2 separate regions of the Homo sapiens genome follow, and region 1 is linked to region 2. A link is an interaction called in ENCODE POLR2A ChIA-PET data of the cell type or tissue named here. Cell type or tissue: Caco-2. All regions are shown on one strand. Links, peaks and the distances in the headings refer to the core of each region. The heading gives the core; the rest is flanking DNA.

Region 1 (5,383 bases), core at 184-5,183, 530 kb before region 2:
GATAATACTGAGTATGACTTGCTCCAGAGCTGAGCTCATTTAGTCACTTCTGTTTTTATCGATTGAGTGCTTTGTTATGTCAGGTGATGTACTGGGAATTACAGAGATGAACAAGACAAAAGCAGTAAGACAAAATTCCTGCTTCCAAGGGACTTTCAAGAACACTAACAACAGAATGAAGAGGGTTACATCAAGGTAAACTAAGGGTCAATGTGAGTAGAGAGAAGAGGAATTGATTGAATGCTCAGTGAAGCTGGAGAAAGCTTCCCCTTGAAGGCATCTCTTGAGCTGAGAAATATAAAATCACCTTTCAAAATCAGAGTATTCAATACTACTGGATTTTTTTTTTTTTGAGATGGAGTATTTCTCTGTTGCTTAGGTTGGAGTGCAGCAACGCTACCTCGGCTCACTGTAACCTCCACTTCCCGAGTTCCAGCAATTCTCCTGCCTCAACCTCCAGAGTAGCTGGGACTACAGGCATGTGCCACCATGCTGAGCTAACTTTTGTATTTTAGTAGAGATGGGGTTTTGCTACTACTACTACTGCTACATGTTGGCCAGGCTTGTTTTGAACACCTGACAGGTGATCTGCCTGCCTCAGCCTCCCAAACTGCTGGGATTACAAGTGTGAGCCACCAGGCCCAGCCACAATACTATTGTATTTTTAATGAAGAAAATGAAACAGGGTTGTCAGTATTTCCCTATTTTACTGCACGTAATTCATGAAGTGGGCCAAATAAATAGTTCTACAATGACTTATTCAGAATTTATTATTTTCCCTAATTCCTAAATCATTCACTCTTCAAGTTCCCATGATTATGCTTTTCTCCTTTCTACTAACTGCACCTTTGCCCCATGATCATCCACAGCTTAACACCCATAGGAAATGGTCCCCTGAGAGACACAGAGGAATGGATTGAGGGGACATTGAGGGGAAATCCATAGGCTGAAGGAGGCACAAAACAGCAGAGATGGCTCCTGGCCTAACACCCCAAGGACTTCTATAGGGTACCCTTATATTTTTTATCCTTATACTTCTGTCTATGTAAGTATGTCTATAGGATTAAATTCCTATAGGCGGAAATTATTGGTCGATAGTGTATATGTGGGCATGGTGGCTCACACCTGTTATCCCAGCACTTTGGGAGGCCGAGGCGGGTGGATCATGAGGTCAGGAGATCGAGACCATCCAGGCCAACATGGTGAAACCTCGTCTCTACAAAAAACACAAAAATTAGCTGGGCATGGTGGCATGTGCTTGTAGTCCTAGCTACTCAGGAGGCTGAGGCAGGAGAATTGCTTGAACCCGGGAGGTGGAGGTTGCAGTGAGCTGAGATCATGCCACTGCATCCTAGCCTGGCAATATAGTGAGATTCCGTCTCAAAAAAAAAAAAAAAAAAGCATTTGTAATTTTAACAGATACTGCTGAACTATTTTGTAAAGAGGTTGCACAACTTATTCTTCCCCTCAACAGTGTATGAAAGTGCATGTTTTCTTTATTTTGCTACAATCATGACATTAATCTATTTTGTTTTATTTTACTTTATCATAGAAAGAACACCTAACATGAGAGCTACCCTCTTAATAAAATTTTAGGTGTACAATAAATTACTATGGACTCTGGGTACAATGCAGTACAGTAGATCTCTAGGCCTTACACATCTTGCTTGACTGGAACTTTATGTTCATTGAACAGTAACTTTCCATTTCCCCTTTTCCCACAGCCTCTGGAAACCACCATTCCACTCTTTGATTCTATGAATTTGCCTATTTTAAATACCTTGTATAAGCAGAATTATGCAGTATTTGTCTTTCTGTGATCGGCTTATTTCATTTAGCATAATGTCTTCAGGGTTGAATCTATTTTAGATACCTCATATAAGCAGAATCATGCAGTATTTGTCTTTCTGTGATTGGCTTATTTTATTTAGCATAACGTCTTCGAGGTTTATTCACGTTGCGTATTGCAGAATTTCGTCCTTTTTAAAGGCTGAATGGAATTCCAGTGTTTGCACATACCAATTTCTTTTTGTATTTATCTGTCAACGGACATTTAGGTAGTTTCCACATTCTGGCTATTGTGACTCCTGCTGCAATGACCACAGGAGTGTTAACATCTCTTTGAGATCCCAATTTCAATTCTTTTGGATAAATACCCTGAAGTGAGATTGTTGGCTCATATGGTAATTCTATTTTTAATTCTTTGAGGAATCTCCATACTGTTTTCCATAGTGGCTGCGTCATTTTGCATTTTCCCAACAGCGTGCAATGGTTCCAGCTCCTCTATATCCTCACCAATACTAGTTGTCTTTTTTTTTTTTTGATAGTAGCCATCCTGAGTGGTGTGAAGTGATGTCTCATGGCTTTGATCTGCATTTCCCTTATGGCTAGTGACTTTGAGCATTTTTTCATATACCTGATGGCCGTTTGTACGTCTACTTTAGAGAAATGTCTATAGAAATCCTTAGCCCATTTTTAAATTAAAAAAAATTATTTTTTACAGTTGAGTTGTAGGACTTCCTTATATATTTTGGAGGCTAACCCTTTATCAGATATATGATTTACAATTCTTTCTCCCATTCAGTAGGTTGTATTTTCACTCTGTTGTTTCTTTTGCTGTGCAAAAGCTTTTTAGTAAGACTAAACTTCTGATCTTTGCTAACTTAAATAAGTAAAAAATAAGTAATTTAATAAGCATTTTTGAATTATGAATGGTGTAAGCATGTAAACACACCAGTAACAGTAAAATCCATTAAAAAACACAACACTTATTTAGTGCTTACCATGTACTCTGTGCTAGACACTATTTTACGTGATTTACAGGTATGGATTTTTTTAAAACTTAAATCCATTAGCTAGGTGCTATTGTCACTCCATTGTGCATAAGCAGAATTTGAGGCACAGAGAGGTCAAGTCACCAGCCCAAGTTCACACAGCTAATAAATGATAGAACCAGAATCTGAACCCAGGCAGGCTGGATCCAAAATTCATTGTCTTAAACCTCTACTATGCTGCATTAAAGGATTTTGTAATAGGTCTTGGTATGAGGTAAATAAGGGGAAATTTCCTGCCTTAGCATGTAGATAAAGAAACTCTAGGATCAGGGAACAAAGGGGAGGGGAAATGAAGATAACTTTTTCAGTATTTAGTCTCTGATGACCTTAAGACCTGGGATAAGAATAAAGCAAACTAGGCAGGGCGCTGTGGCTCACTCCTGTAATCCCAGCACTTTGGGAGGCCGAGGTGGGTGGATCACCTGAGGTCAGGAGTCGGAGACCAGCCTGGCTAACATGGTGAAACTCCATCTCTGCTAAAAATACAAAAAATTAGCCGGACGTGGTGGCGTACGCCTGTAATCCCAGCTATTCAGGAGGCGGAGGCAGGAGAATCTCTTGAATCCAGGAGACGGAGGTTGCAGTGAGCCAAGATCAGACCACTGCTCTCCAGCTTGGGCAACAAGAGCAAAACTCCATCTAAAAAGAAAAGAAAAACAAAAAAAGAATAAAGCAGAATAATAATTTAAAAATACTTAAAATCAAACCAAAGTTTCCCAAGTAACTAGATTTTAAAATCCTATTTAATAGAAAAGAAAACGGTGACTTTTTTTTTTTTTTCAAAGCCTTCTGAGGTGGACTTTTGAAATGATAAAGGTGTTTTGGGTTATCCTTCCTCAGACTCTGTTTTCACCCAGCATGTCTGAGAGCCTTGCAGGCACAGTGGTATCAGGACACACTGCTGGTCGTGGTTTGCAGATGTTTTCCTGGCGTAATTCACATCAGGATGCAGTGTGTGGGCAGCTCCTGTTTCCTTAGGTGTCTTCAGAATTTTTCCTCTGCAGCTGGAGCAGGTGGTTGCAGATTAGACTCACACCCTGTGGACCGCCCAGTGCCTCTGCTTCTGTCTCACTCAGAGATGCGTCAGAACGGTCAGACTCAGAGATGCGTCTGCACCGTGGCACCAAGTGATGCTGTTCTGAACCCAGTGTTTCCCCTCTGCCTGAAGAGAGATTACAGCTCAAAATCTTTTAATCCTCAAGAGAGAAGAGGTGGCCCCTGTGAAGGAAGGAGGGCTGCAGGACTACCTCTGTCTTCTCTCTTCATCTCTGATACCTCCCTTCATGCAACTTGGAATATATGTTTATTTTCAGGGGCCAGAAACTCTTTTTAAAGAGGAGCAAGAGGGCCGGGCACGGTGGCTCATGCCTGTAATCCCAGCACTTTGGGAGGCTGAGGTGGGTGGATCACGAGGTCAGGAGTTCAAGACCAGTCTGGCCAACATGGTGAAACCCCATCTCTACTAAAAATACAAAAATTAGCTGGGTGTGGTGGCGGGTGCCTGTAATCCCAGCTACTAAGGAGGCTGAGGCAGGAGAATCGTTTGAACCCGGGAGGTGGAGGTCGTAGTGAGCCGAGATCATGCCATTGCATTGCATTGCACTGCAGCCTGGGTAATAGGGCGAGACTCTGTCTCAAAAAAAAAAAAAAAAGGGAGGAAGAGGAGGCTCATCTGATCATCTGCAATGTCAAGGATGGGCTCCTTCCCACCTACACAGCTGAGTACATCCCAGACACCTGCCTCATGCCTTCCACCTACTGCCTGTTCCTTTGAGACCAAAGAAAATCAGAAGAGCCCTCTGCTGTACGAAGGACTAGGCAGTGTCTATGTCATTATGCAAAATGGACCATGCAGAGCCCAAGCCAGAGACACATATCAAGCTTTGGAGAGGTGTGTCAGGACGCAAAGGATGCAAAGCTTCAGCTGTGATGCTTAAGAATTAACAAGTGTCATATGTTCTGAGACAGAAGGAACCATGATTTTAGCCAATGGGATAAAATCCTGCCAGAGGATAGGGTCAAGAGAGGGTTCCTATTTAGCAAATCAAAGGGAAGAATTTTAATGCTTCAATTCTCTGGATTATAGTGATGCTATGTGTTGAGGCGGAAGATAGGAACAAAGGGGTCTTTGAAGATGGAAAATGCAGATTGCACCCAGAGGCCTCTGAGGGATGGCCTGGCAGGGAGAGGCCCTCTAAGGATTGCCCCAGTAAAGAATGAGTCATAGCTGACCTCAGGGCCGCTGGAGCCACAGCTGACCCACAGTGGGTTTTCCTCTTGGGAAGAATTCCAGACCCCTTATTTCTCCTTGAGAGAATTCCAAGAGCCCAGGTTTCATCAACACCATCATCCCCTGACTCCCTTGTGGTTTTCACGGGGATGCATGTTCAACTTTTTCTCAGAGCAAAGATGTATTTATGCTGTTTAAAAATATATGCACACAGTTTTATGTATAATGTGGCATCATAACTTGTAGGGCATTTACTCTTATTTTATACATTCAGATATGTTTGGTTTTTTTTTTGAAACACTTCTTAAGGCTACACAAC
Region 2 (5,383 bases), core at 69-5,068:
GTTCATAGTAAAAAATAGCAGCCCCTGGTGTCCCCACTCCTGAATGTTTCTCTCTGAAATCTTTTAGCTATTGTTTCTGGTATTAACCTGCATATCTCTAAGGAATATGCTTACACTGCTATTTCTTGTTTTATCAACTTAAGACGTTAAAGACCGGGCACGGTGGCTCACGCCTGTAATCCCAGCACTTTGGGAGGCCGAGGTGGGCGGATCACGAGGTCAGGAGTTGGAGACCATCCTGGCTAACACGGTGAAGCCCCGTCTCTACTAAATATACAAAAAAAAATTAGCCGGGCGAGGTGATGGGCACCTGTAGTCCCAGCTACTCGGGAGGCTGAGGCAGGAGAATGGCGTGAACCCAGGAGGTGGAGCTTGCAGTGAGCCGAGATCACGCCACCGCACTCCAGCCTGGGCGACAGAGCGAGACTCCGTCTCAAAAAAAAAAAAAAAAAAAAAAAGAAGACATTAAAGACCTAAATCCCCATTGTAGAAGATGGCATCACAGGATTCTTACACCATCTCACACCTCCGGTTGCCATTTCTCTACCTTTCCAGTGTGATTACATCACATTGTCTTATAATTTACATATATATTATCTGTATGGGGTTTATATCCCTTTGCTAGAATGAAGCCTTGTCAGCAGGAATTTGTGTTTGTCTTGCTCACGGAAGTATCCTCATGGCCTAGAACAGTGCCAGGCCCTCAGCAGGTACTGAGTAAATATTTGTGGAGTGAATGGATGAATTCTGAGATTTATGGGCTGTGACTTATCCACCAGTTACTCATCGCTGCACTTTAGGGATGCGTGGGCCACCTCCATGTCCCTGTGCTTTTCCAGCTTGGACTCTCCCTCAAACTCTGCACTTTCAGGAAAACTTCAATGACTCCCTCCCACCCAGCTTTACTTGGGGATCCTTCCTCTATATCCACAAATCTTTTCGTGAACATTATATATAATTCCCGATTAGTCACCGTCTCCGGCTAGGCTGCCGCCTCCTCGGAATCATGGACTGTGTCTTGATTTCTGAACCCTATTGGCTATCACAGCATCCCACCTATTGTAATTGATTCTCAAGCAGCTATGAATGAAGGACACACAGTCCCTGCTTGCCACTTGGAGGCAAGAAAGAAACGACATCTTCCTGTTCCTGGTGAGCCCTAGGGTGAGTCACTTCACCATTTACAGAGATAACATGTGGCTCGATTGCTTCTTCTTTCACTCTTCACTTCCCCAGGTTAATAATTGCCAGATCATGTCATACTCTTTATTTTTTCAACCATTTCACTTCTTGCCATCCCTTTCCATGTCCAAATCTCCCTCAGAAATAAAAATAAATTTCAAATTAGTCAGAGCATCGTGACTTCTTTCAAAGTTAGAATTACTGCCTTATGAAACATGTGATTCAATGTGGGGCTCCGCTTGACAAGATCAAGCATTCTAAACTAAAATGTACAACCAGTGGAAATATCTTCCTGCTCCTCGACTACTGATACTTTACAGCCATGGTTCTCCAACTTTACCATGCATCCGAAGCACTGGAAAGACTTGCTAAGATGGAGCCACAGATTGTGGGGTCCCACTCCCAGAGTTTCTGAGCCAGATAATCAGAGTCTGGGAATTTGCACTGCCACAAGCTCCTGGGTGCTGCTGATGCTGCCAGTCTGAAGCCCACACTTTGAGAACCCTCGCTTTCCCATAATGCTTCAAGAAGTCTTAGGCACTAAGTTGATGCACCTGTGAAGGGGTTAGATTTCCCTCCTCCCTTCCCACCACCGCCAAGATAAGTAGTTGCTGAGTGCAACATTACAGCACTTCTTAAACTCTAATAGGCACACAGATCACCTGTAGATCTTGATAAAATACAGATCCTTATTCAGCAGGTCAGTGGTGGCGATGGGTGTGGGGTGTGGGGGTGGCCTGAGATCTGTAATCAGCCCCCAGGTGAAGCCAATGTGGCTGACTCTCCGCCTAAACTCTGAGCTGCAGGCATTACAAATTATACCAAGTCCATTAGTATTAAAAGAAAGTGACTTTCTTAGGTCTCAAAGCTTTGAGTAGTTTTTGATTTGATTCAGGCATTTGATTCAGGTCTGAGCTCTGAAACTACTAATATACTTTCTTTTTTCCTCATGAGTCATCTTGAGAATATACTTTTATTCTTTGTTTAACATTTTTACAACATAGAAACAAGTTAACATTTTTAACTTTCACCCATATAAAACTTCCAACATGAATGGGCCCAGCTGACTCATTGTCACTGCCCAGAGATCTCTGAGCTCTATTCAAACACTGCAGATAATTGTAAACCTGGAGACAAGGTTGGGAGGGTGGGGCTGTTTATCCTTGTTGATTGAGAAACCTACTCTTTGTCCTGTGCTGGTGTTTTGTTACATAGTTACAGCACTTAGCCTTTCATTGAAATCCTGCCTCAGAACACCATTATCTAATGCATTATTGATCTCGATTCTCCCAAAGGCCTGTGTTATCTCTTTTTTATTTCTTAAGCTATAAAGAGATTGTGGTGATGGGGAAGTGAAAGAGAAAACACCTCCCAAACCTACCTGATCCAGCTGATCCGGGACATATCCCTTTTTTTTTTTTTTTTTTGAGATGGAGTCTCTCCCTGTTGCCCAGGCTGGAGTGCAGTGGCTTGATCTTCGCTCACAGCAACCTCCACCTCAAGCAATTCTCCTACCTCAGCCTTCCAAGTAGTTGGGAATACAGGCACGTGCTACCACATTTGGCTAATTTTTGTATTTTTAGTAGAGATGGGGTTTCACCATGTTGGTCAGGCTGATCTCGAACTCCTGACCTCGTGATCCGCCCGCCTCAGCCTCCGAAAGTGCTGGGATTACAGGCGTGAGCCACCGTACCTGGCCCAGCACATATCCTTTATATCATAATGTTGTGAACACATATATACATACATATGTGTATATATACACCCACCACATATATAATATATACCCACACATACATACACACACATAAAGAGAAAATGCCTCCCAAAACCTACCTAATCCAGTGTGACTCTTACACCTGCAGGTGGATAGTAAGTGGACATTTAGGGGAGGCAGGACAAGCTACATAATTTTCAGGGCTCGGTATAAAGCAGGCATGCCGGACCCAATTGTCAAGAATTTCAACACTGCAACAGCAGAGCATTAATCCAAGTGCCAGGCCCTTCCAAGCTCACGTGCTCATGAGGCTAACCCTAGGGGAAGAACTCTGACATAACGAAAACCCCATGAATTTGGAAGCTCTCACTCTCTTCCCTTCTTCACTCCTTTCTCCCTTTCAAAACATATGTCAGAAAAGAAGAGCTCCAATGACAATGGTGATGTCATTTGTTCTGTGGTTGAATAAACACTCGTATCTCATCTTTGTCCTGTCTCTCCTTCATTTTCTGCCAAATAGCTCAACCTTCCGACTAAGAAAAACCCAACTAGATCCCACTGGTTCCAACAAGGGCTAAACTGAACTCTACCTTTGGTCCGACTATGATAAGATGGTTTACCTAATCTATGATGAGGAAATGTACTGCACAAATATGACTAGAAGGGAGGGTGTGCAGTTTCCTCAAATGAGATTTTCAAGTCATCAGACAGCCCCTCTCAAACTCTGAGGGCTCACCATGGATCTTGTTACAATGCAAATTCCAATTTAGGAGGAGTGGAAGGGACAGAGGGCATATCTACACTGTGAAACTGTGAGGCCAAGGACCATACTTTGAGTAGCAGAGCTCTAGAACTACCCTGTCCCTTAAGGTAGACACTAACCACAGGTACCTATTGAGTCCTCGAAATGTGGCTTGTCTAAATAGAGATATACTCTGAGTGTAAAATGCACACCACTTTTCAAAGATGTAATTCAAAAAATAAAATAAATATCCCATTAAGAATTGTATATTGAGTCTATGTTTTGGATATATTGGGTTAAACAAAGGATATTATTAAAATTAATTTCACCTGTTTCTACTTTTTTAATTTGGCTAGTAGAAAATTTAAAATTACCTATGTGGCTCAGTACTGGACAGCACTCTTCTAGGAGGTCAGGTGGAGCTTGAGTTATCCATCCTCTCCATTTCAATATGAACTCCTTGGGGCAAAAGCACGGAACCAGCCCCGGACATCACCCAGGGAGGTGAGTTCATCTCTTATGGTCTCATCCATCAGGTTTTCTTCTCTGGCTCTCACCACCCCAATACAGACACACACACACAAACACACACACACACACACACACACACACACACAGAGGAGTGGGAAAGACTGGAAGACAGGACCTTGTCTTATCCATCTTTCTGTCCTCAATGCCCAGTACACAGTCTATTATCTTAAGTAATCCATAAATATCTGAGATGTGGATCCTCTATGTAAATCATTCATGGCTCCTCCCACTTATACTTCTGGGTCACTGTAAATGTTTGAAAGTAGTCATGTGTTTTCTCAATTATATTTTCCTCCGGGTTGTCCTTCAGCTTACCTTGTACTAGCTGCACAGGCTCAGTGAGCATCCATGACACAATGCTACTAGCTCAGTGCATACTGAAGGGTAAATGTTAGTGGCCTTTTCCTTGCCACCACCACCAAGTTTACAATTACAGTACTTCTACTATGATCACGGCTGCCACTAAGAAGCTACACCTCACTGGGTGCTTCCTACATGCCAGGTGCTGTACCTGCACTTCAGATATGGCATTTCATTTAATCCTCACACCACCACCATGCTGGCCATTATTATGGTCTTCCACTTTCCATATGAGGAAAGTGAGGCTCAGAGAGGTTATGAACCATGCCCAAGCAAGTAGCAGAAATAGGATTCAAGTCCAGATCTCTAAAGTCTGTGTTTTCAATCCTGGGTATCTATAACATTAGCAGAGTGCTCAGAATCATCAGTGGAAAAAAGAGGAAAAAGTGAAGTGGGGTGGTTTTGAATAGCACATGAATATGCACACCAGGATGGAGGCATTCTTTCATTTTTTCCTTTGGTCTGTTGTTAAATGTATGTATATCGTATTTCCCAATAAATTAGAAAATGGAAAAAATAAGTCATCAACCTTTTTTCTCTAAATCAAGGAACATAGAAATCTGACATATCCTTTACATCAGAATGTTGTGAACACATATATACATATATATGTGTATATATACATACACTGCATATAGGTAATATATACCCACACATACATACACACACATAAATTGTAACCAGACGCACATGGTAGTAAAATGTGTGCTTTTAAAAAGCCACTGGGTACATCTCTAAGAAAGCCTCACATGATGTAGTAACAAAATGAGCCCTGCAGTAGGGAACAAAACGAATTATTGGTATAGATCAATAGTTAATAACGGTTCAGCTACTAACATGGGGCATGTCAG

The links. ChIA-PET counts read pairs that join two places held together with the same protein. Peaks named below come from ENCODE experiments on the same cell type or tissue, not always from the same donor. Only the 100,000 strongest peaks of a DNase experiment are listed, where the experiment ranks them.
Region 1: POLR2A ChIA-PET joins it to region 2 with 6 read pairs; 4 of 35 experiments call an interaction of 5 or more read pairs at or near these places.

What each region holds. Positions count from the first base shown.
Region 1 is chr17:41,428,410-41,433,792 of GRCh38, reverse strand. No RefSeq gene overlaps it. Among named protein-coding and RNA genes, the nearest start is that of KRT37, 6.5 kb to the right of the region's middle. In Caco-2, for the core only: no CTCF peak of the experiment used is centred there; a DNase peak (open chromatin) is centred at 3,232.
Region 2 is chr17:40,899,122-40,904,504 of GRCh38, reverse strand. All of the region lies in intron 1 of LOC105371777 (a long non-coding RNA gene), which reads right to left. Among named protein-coding and RNA genes, the nearest start is that of KRT20, 17 kb to the right of the region's middle. In Caco-2, for the core only: no CTCF peak of the experiment used is centred there; DNase peaks (open chromatin) are centred at 704, 1,134 and 2,294.